3 separate regions of the Homo sapiens genome follow, and regions 1 and 2 are each linked to region 3. Evidence: chromatin contacts called from ENCODE Hi-C or POLR2A ChIA-PET data. All regions are on one chromosome and are shown on one strand. Each heading gives the region's core, a stretch centred on a gene start or an enhancer-like site at or near the end of the contact. The rest is flanking DNA. Distances are from core to core; before and after follow the strand shown.

Region 1 (2,700 bases), core at 15-2,514, 75 kb after region 3:
CAACAAATTCTTATGGAGCCCAATCTTTGTGCACAACTGTTCTAGGTACAAGAACTAACAATGAACAGAACAAAGGGGTGTGTGATCCAGTCCTTGCTCTGTTCACTGAGCTCTGCCCAGCGGCTGGTTGCTTTCACACGAGGAAAACCTTTTTTTCTGCTCTCTTGGCACAAATTGCTGGAGCTGAATGTACCAGGGTGGGTGAAGGGGAGGATGAGGTCAGAGAGGTAACAGGGCCAGGCAAGCCATTGTCAGGATTTTGGATTTTACTGTGTACGGAATGTGTTTGCCAGAACAATGCGGGAGTTGCAGAGAGAGGTGTCCTGTGTTTGTTCCCAGTCTTCCTTCACTCACCTGCACCTGCTCCTGCCCTGCTTCGGCCAACATGTTCTATGCAGGTAGGTAAAAAAGTTGGAAATTTCATTTCTCTCCCTGTGTCTCTAAGATGACATCTATCAAACCTCTGATTCTCTTTTGGTTCTTTACAGAAACCCCACTTGAAATTTTCAGGTAGGATGGGGAGAAGGGCAAACCTATTGTTTCCTTCAAACCTAGTAATATCTAACTGAACCCTCTCTATCGGCAGGGTGGTTTTGCTGATGAGACAGCTGCAGTTTGGGGAGTGTGATATCAAGGAAAGCAGTGTCTTGAGTCTGTCACTTTCTCTCTCTGTCCCATTGGGTAAGTCAGTTCTCCTCTCTGGTTGAGAAGGAGAGGGTTTGGGACTCAAACTTTATTCTTGTTAAGTTTCCTTTCTCCTCTAATATTCCTTGAACACTTGTCAGTTTTTTCCATCTCAAAAGTTCCCCTCTTCAGGCTTTGAAATGTGTGAACTGTTGAAAAAGACTGGGAGGTGCAGAGTGAAGAGGGAATGGGGGCTGGGCAGGCCTAGAGGGGTCCAGCACCAAAGAGCAGCCAGAGCCCCGGGGGGCCGTCTTGGTGACTGCTGGGGAAAGTACTAGCTCTCCTCGCAGAGGGAGCTCTGACAGGCTCAATCCAAACCAGATGTGCAGCAGAGAGAGCACAGCCTATTACAAAGTGTTGTGAAATGGCCCAGGGGAGGTAAATAAGCAAAAACAGGCCAGTTGCCTAGCAGCACATACAACAAAACAAGCAGCCAATCCATTCGCATTGGACAGGGCAGAATAGCTTTCTGCAGTAGGGAAAAAGAGACAGGGAGGGTTTGAGTCTGATGAGGACCCAGGGGACCTGCTCTCCAGCAACCTGTTCCCACTCCCTCCAGGCCACTCCTATGCTGCGGGGTGGCAGGGCTGCCACTGGACCTGCTCAGCCTGGTTCCACAGCCTCGGGGGCTTTGCACCTGGCTAACCCACAGGGTCATGGTCAGGGCCTTCCCCCCAGTGGTGGATGGTTGGGGTGAGGGCTGTCTGCACCCACTCCTGAGAATGGTGCTTGGCTGTATCCACTAGGAGGGGACAGGACTACAAAAATCTGCTAAAGTTCTTTGACAAGGTGCTTTACATGTGACTCTCCGTCATTCATTCCTTCATATACCATGTATTTCTTGAGTACCGTCTATGTACCAGGCACTGTGACTGACTCCAGGAGGAGACGTAAAGGAAGAAAATAGAAACACTCTTTGCTCTCTAGGGATCTACAACCTATGGGAGGAGACAGAAATTAATAAGGAATTGCACAATCAAATGCATGATTGTAAATCATGCTGAATGCTTTAAAGGAAAAGAAAGGGGTTGAGGAGTTGGATTCAAACAAAGTATTCTGGGCAGGCCTCTTTTAGGAAGGCAAGTTGAAACTTAAAGAATGAGCAGGGATTAGCCAGGTAAAAAGAAGAGAAAGGGAGTCCCCAGAAGCAGGCAGGCAAAAAGGCCTTGAGGTGGGGAAGAGGTGGCTGCTTGGGGTAAATTACAAAAAAGAGAGTGGTGCTGGAGAACTGTCAGTGAAGGGGGTGGTGAAGTAGAGAGGGAGGCAGGGGCCAGATCAAGTAATCCTTTCCATGAGAAAAGGATATGAGATTTTGTCCTAAGTACAATGAGAAATCTTTGGGGTTTATTTACTGATGACAATACTGAGGAAGCTTCAGGAGTCCTGAGTTGATCAGATTCACTTTTTAAAATTAAAAAAAAAATTGTGAGACAGGGTCTCTGTTGCAAGTCTGGAGTGGTCTGATCATAGTTCACTGCAGACTCGAACTCCTGGGCTCAAGCAATTCTCCTGCTTCAGCCTCCCGAGTAGCTGGGACTACAGGCATGCGGCACCACACCCAGTATATTAACATTTTTAAAAGATTACTCCTGGGTACGACATGGCAATTCTGAAAGGGAATGAGAGAGGGGACAAGAGGGAGGGGTTAGGAGGCTAGGATTTTAGCAAAGTAAAAGTGTAGAAGTCCATAAACTGGCCCAAGGTCACAGGCAGAGCTGAGATCCAAGCCTGGACCTATGTGGTAACCACCAAGCTAGTGTCTCCAGGTTTCTGCCTCCCAAGACTAACTTGCTGGAGCCGTGGAAGCCACCTCAGCTCCTCTCCCAAGGAGTAAGTGTGTGTCTCCATCAGAGCTGGGGGGTAAGCAAGCACTGGCCTGGAAAGAACTCATTATGACAGTAGCTAGCCATGCCTTGCTGTCTGCCCCCCTCTGTCTGTCTCTCTCAAGCGCTGTCTCTCTCTCAATCTCTCTCTCTCATACACACACACACATGCACACACACACACATATACACA
Region 2 (2,700 bases), core at 66-2,565, 120 kb after region 3:
GCGAAACTGGCAATAACTGCAGGGAGAGAGCAGAAAAAGAACACGTACTGAACCCTGTGCAGACTCTGCGATACTAATAAAAGCTAATGTTCACTCAAAGCTTACTGTTTGCCAGATGCTGTTTTAAGTGCTTTTGTATGAATGAACTCACTTAATCTTCAGATCAACACTATAAAGTAACAATTATTATTCTCCCATTTTCCAAATAAGGTTCAGAAAGGTTCAGGAACTTGCCCAAAGACACTCTGCTAGAAGGGGCAGGGCCCAGGGTTGAACTCTCATGGTCAGACCCCAGAGCTCACATACTGGACCTCTAACCTCGTGCTCCTCCTCACCATGATTGCTGGACCAGCATCATCAGCATCCTTTGGAGACGTGCTAGGAAGACCATGCTCTCCAACCCACCCAATCAGAAAGTGGGGGTGTAGTACAGTGGGGCCCTCTGGTTTTTTATATTTATTTTATTTTATTATTATTATTATTATTATTATTATTATTATTATTATTATTACTATTATTTGAGACAGGGTCTTGCTCTGCTGCCCTGGCTGGAGTGCAGTGGTGTGATCATGGCTCACTGCAGCCTCTACTTCCTGGGGTCAAGCGATCCTCCGACCTCAGCCTCTCAAGTAGCTGGGACTATAGGTGCAGGTGCACACCACAAAACCCAGCTTTTTTTTTTTTTTTTTTTTTTTGAGAAACTGGGTCTCACTACGTTTCCCAGGCTGGTAGCAAACTCCTGGGCTCAAGCAATCCTCCTGCCCCAGCCTCCCAAAGGCTTGGATTACAGGCATGAGCCATTGCATCTGGCCTAGCTCTATTTTAACAAGCTTCCCCCACTCCTCAAGTGATTATCATGTATGATAAATTTTGAGAACCTTGCTCTAGATACTAACTGCTTTCAGTAACTCATAAAATTTTTTATAATTAAGGATAATTAACACCACTATTTCACTGAGGCAACTGAGCCTCAAAAGGGTCTCATGCTCATGGGTCAAACAGCTAGAAAATAGTACAGCCAGGATTTCAACCTGAGCCCCCTATGTCGAAACACCGGCTTTTTTCACTATACCATGCCCATGTTCAGTACCTCTCCAGAAATCAGTTTATCCAGAAGTAGAAGAGAGGGAGAAAAGAGAGTGGGAAGGCACTGGCCCTGATACCAGAGGAGGGTGAAAAAAGAGGATACATATGGAAAAATTGGCCAAACCTCATCTCTTTGGTCATCATGCCCCTAAAGTGGTGGTGGCAGCTTGGTTCTGCCTTGTTGGGCAACCTCATGTGTGCTGGGCTGCTGATTTTCCTGGGCCTCAAGCATCGGACCTATTCTTAGCTCAGCCCCGATGGGACATGTTTGCCGGGTATTGCCAAATCACAAGAACAATCACACCCTAGTAGCAGGCAGGCTATGCTTGGCTCACAGACCATGCAGGGCTGTCTGGGCATGTACCCAGCCTCCGCCCAGATGCTGGTCCCACCTGGACCAGCCCTAGGTGGGAAGAAAGAGATTCCAGGGGAATCCGGGCCATTGCAAATCCTTTCTCTAGTCACAAGATGCTGTTGCTGAACAGGATCTCAAAAATCCAAGAGGCCCACAGGGGCACTGTAACTTATCGCTGGTCACCCAGCCAGTGGGTGGTAAGGTGGAATTCAGAATCCCAGTCCTCCTGACTTCTTTTCCCTATGCCGTACAATCTGAGTTCTCCAATATGTTTGTTTATTTGTGTTCTGTCTGCTTCTGCTAACCAGAAAAAAAAAAAAAATTAGCCAAGGAATGCCAATACCCATTGTAACAGATGGAACCTCCCAGGAGGCGGTTTGCAAATGGAGACAGCAAACTGGCGACCCCAGGAGGTGATTTTTTATGAACAGCATTAGGGATCCAGTGGCACTGGTAAAAGGAACAAAAAGTATGCCTCACAATTGTAGGCAGCACTTTTATGCTAATGTCCCCCCCCCAAGTGTTAAACGTTTGCTTTCCTTTATTAGCTAATATCACAAGTTACTCAAGAGAGAAGAGGGGCCAGATGTTTCATTATTATTAATTATAAAGATATAAGTAATGATAATAACTGCTGTCTTTGGTGTCAGGCTTTGTGTTTTACATTCATCAGCTCATTTAAGCCTTACAATAATGTCGTGAGGTGAGTAATATTAATATTAGCTTCATTTTACAAATGGAGAAATGAAGGCTCAGAGAGGGTAAGTCACTTGCTCAAGGTCATACAGCTGGTAAGTGTCAGAGCCAGGCCCAAGAGCTCCAAAGTATGTGAGCTTAAACTTATGGAACACCCCTTTTAGAAAAGAGGAGACTGGTTGGGAAAGCAGAAGACAGATGGACAAACAGATGTGACAGCTGCCTTCACATAGCAAATGCTTTATTTTGTAGAATAAAGAATAAGCAAGACCTGTTTCCTGAAAACACCAGAGCAGCTACATAGAAGTTACAGGGTTGCACATGTCATTCAGTGTAAGAAATGACCACTGTTGACTCACAGAGAAAGTTGTTCAGATGGTAGCCCCCATCTCTGGAAATGCACATCATAATTGCACTAGGTGATTATCTAGTCCAGACCTCTCTTCTACTCCATTGTAAATGAAGTAGAGAGAGGTCTGGACTAGACAATCCCTAAAATCCCTTCCAGCTGGGGGATTCTACAGTTTGTGAGCATTTAAGCATCTTGAGGGTAGATATGGCAT
Region 3 (2,700 bases), core at 92-2,591:
TGCCCCATTTAAAGGGGACAGTTCTCCTAGCCCTCCTGCTGTGCTAGTCAAAGGCCAAGGGCAGCTTTCCCTGTAACTGCTAGAACCACAACTCTGCATGTGAAGTCTTTTGGCTTTTTCTTCTGCTTTTCCAGAGGTTCTGCCCCTCCTGGGTTGGGATGCTCTATGGTAGTAGGATGCAGCTCCCCATCTTTGGAAACAGCAGCCACTGTAGTTTATTTTGCCATCTTGGAGAATCCCTGCCAGATACGGGCCATTCCACCTTTTCAACCTTAGCACCAGTCTTGGCCTACCCTTCTCCTTCTGGAATAATGGATCTCTCTTTAAGCAGAGTAATAAGGGAGAGGATATGTAAGCATTGTTCAGACCGTCAGAAAGACAAGAGTGTCCTCCTTCTCTTGGAGAGTTTGAAAAGGACATTCTTGCCATGGAATATAAGCAAGCAGACCAAAAACTAAACATATAAGCCAACGGCACAAAAACACCATTCCTTTTTTAAAAAAAAATTTATTTTAAGTCCCGGGACACATGTGCAGGACATGCAGGTTTGTTACATAGGTAAACATGTGTCATGGTGGTTTGCTGCACCTATCAACCCATCACCTAGACATTAAGCCCCGCATGCATTAGCTATTTATCCTGATGCTCTTCTTCCTCCAAACCCCTGACAGGCCCCAATGTGTGTTGTTCCGCTCCCTGTGTTCATGTGTTTTCATTGTTCAGCTCTCATTCATGAGTGAGAACACGTGGACACCATTCCTTTTTAAAAAATCACCTGTCTTGGTATCAATCTTACTGGGAGCTTAAAGACACCACTTTACAAAGACATTGAGAGGTTTGTGTTAGGGTCATCGTTTTACCTGTGAGTTTAGCAGAGGATGCTGAGGCTAGAAAGAAAACACCCAAGGAGAAGGGCACACAGCTGGAGGGGAGTGTGCTGCTGCTCTGCCCAGATGCGTCTGACTCCACTACCCAGGAGTTTCCTTTCCCCACACTGGGAAGCATTGTTCGTAGATGAACAGCCTTCCTGGAAGAGGTGACACTTGAGCTAAGTCTTAAAGAACAGAAGGCTTTCTGCTGGGTAACAGTGGTGGGAAGGCCATGATTGAAAAGGGTTAAAAAGTGTAGATGCTTTTGTAAACACAGCCAGGCAACAGGGTCAAGCAACAGGGGTGAGGCCAGTGGTGAAACAGCAGACGTGGTGGATGTGGTTGTTTTTAGTCTCTTGGATGAAGTTCAAAGCAAAAGTCCCTGATATCCCCTGGAGAGAGAACATCCAGGTTGTGTTCCTGCCCAGAGCCGAGTAAACAGGATTATTGGAACCTGCTGTGGCCTCAGCTGGACACACTGGCTGCAGCCTGGCTGGCGCAGAGGGAGAGAGTGACAGGAAAATGGCTGAGATTAGGAACCGCCCTTGCCTCTGGACTTGGGTCTCTGAGGAAATGCCTCTGTTGGGATAACCTGTCTTGGGCACTTGGAATCTGTATTTCAGGTCAGAAAATATGCATAGCCTTTGACCCACCAATTCCACTTCTAGGAATACAAGAAGGAGAAATAGTTGCTGATGTGTGAAAAGATATATGTACAAGGATGTTCAACGTAGTATTGTTGATAATAAAAAAAAATTGGAAGCAACTTAAATATCTCAGGAAACTTATAGTACATCTATATGACAGAAAAATTTTAGCCCTTAATAATCATGTGGTAAAAGACTATTCGTTGATATGAAATATTTAGAATATTTTGCCAAGTTAAAAAAAGGTTATAAGACAGTATGCACCACCTGCTCTCAATTATGTAACTATTTATCATGATGACATTTACTGAACACTTGCCATGTGCCAGCCGTGGCTCTAAGCAGTTTAAACATATTTGATTGTGCAACAAGTTTATGAAGAAGATTTCTTATTATCTCTATTTTACACATAAGGAGACTGAGACACAGAGTGTTTAAGTAATTTGTCTAAAATCACAGCAGTAAGTGGCAAAACCTGCACGTGAACAAAGCATTCTAGCTCCAGAGCCCAAATGCAAACAACTAAGTTGCCATACTCTCTTCCTATGTGTGTCCACGTTTCTGTGGTTTCTTTGATTTTCTTTCTCTTTCTTGGAGACTTTACACCCAAACGTTAGCTGTGTGTTAAGTAATCCCCTTGTAGGGCAAGAGCAGATAAATATTTTCATGATGGAAGTGAATGTTGCAGCCAGTATAGGCTCCAAAGGACATTTACACCTTGACTACAGAGAACACACTGCATGCCACTTAAGATCTTGTACAGGACAGACACAAGCAGTTCCCCAATTCACTTATTCAGCAAAATAATGATTAAGTGCCAGTTCTGCACAGGCTCTGTTCTAGGCTCTGAAGATTCAGCAGTAAGGCAAGGGACACAAGGCCAATTCTCCAATAAGACTTCCATCCTCATGGGGGAAGCAGGGAGGTAACCAGTAAATAAAGAGCCAAGAAAAATATTAGCTGGAGTTCAGTGTTCTGTAGAGTACTACAATTGGAATGGTGCCATAGGGTGGGATCATGGGCTTAGGAAGATGACCTTTAAGAGGAGACATTTGAGCTAAAACTTGAATGACCAGCAGTAGAGACACACACATACACACACACACACACACACACACACACACACGGGGTGGCAGGGAAGCAAATCCAGCAAAATGTTGACATTTGGGAAATCTGGATGAAGG

The links. Hi-C counts contacts between places; a loop is a spot of excess contacts on that map. ChIA-PET counts read pairs that join two places held with the same protein, here RNA polymerase II (POLR2A). Pooled maps may share reads with other maps.
Region 1: a loop to region 3 is called in a map of Right ventricle myocardium inferior, with 1.9 times the contacts of the local background. The contact joins two enhancer-like sites. A Hi-C loop is called at or near these places in 5 of 168 maps with a recorded cell type or tissue (Right ventricle myocardium inferior, Right ventricle myocardium superior, pancreas and 2 more) and 5 of 50 pooled maps.
Region 2: POLR2A ChIA-PET joins it to region 3 with 11 read pairs in activated naive CD4-positive, alpha-beta T cell. The contact joins two enhancer-like sites. POLR2A ChIA-PET finds 5 or more read pairs at or near these places in 3 of 52 experiments (BJ, activated T-cell and activated naive CD4-positive, alpha-beta T cell).

The regions. Positions count from the first base shown.
Region 1 is chr1:59,056,352-59,059,051 of GRCh38, forward strand. All of the region lies in intron 2 of LINC01358 (long intergenic non-protein coding RNA 1358), which reads left to right. Among named protein-coding and RNA genes, the nearest start is that of LINC01358, 37 kb to the left of the region's middle. RefSeq lists an enhancer at 302-2,069. Within about 2 kb of position 1,265, at least 21 of the 41 ENCODE cell types and tissues checked have a DNase peak (open chromatin) inside an H3K27ac peak, as active enhancers do; they include pancreas, where a contact is called at or near this core.
Region 2 is chr1:59,106,341-59,109,040 of GRCh38, forward strand. No RefSeq gene overlaps it. Among named protein-coding and RNA genes, the nearest start is that of HSD52, 39 kb to the right of the region's middle. RefSeq lists enhancers at 896-1,396, 1,397-1,897. Within about 2 kb of position 1,316, at least 11 of the 41 ENCODE cell types and tissues checked have a DNase peak (open chromatin) inside an H3K27ac peak, as active enhancers do.
Region 3 is chr1:58,981,515-58,984,214 of GRCh38, forward strand. No RefSeq gene overlaps it. Among named protein-coding and RNA genes, the nearest start is that of LINC01358, 38 kb to the right of the region's middle. RefSeq lists enhancers at 1-299, 834-1,334, 1,335-1,835. Within about 2 kb of position 1,342, at least 9 of the 41 ENCODE cell types and tissues checked have a DNase peak (open chromatin) inside an H3K27ac peak, as active enhancers do; they include pancreas, where a contact is called at or near this core.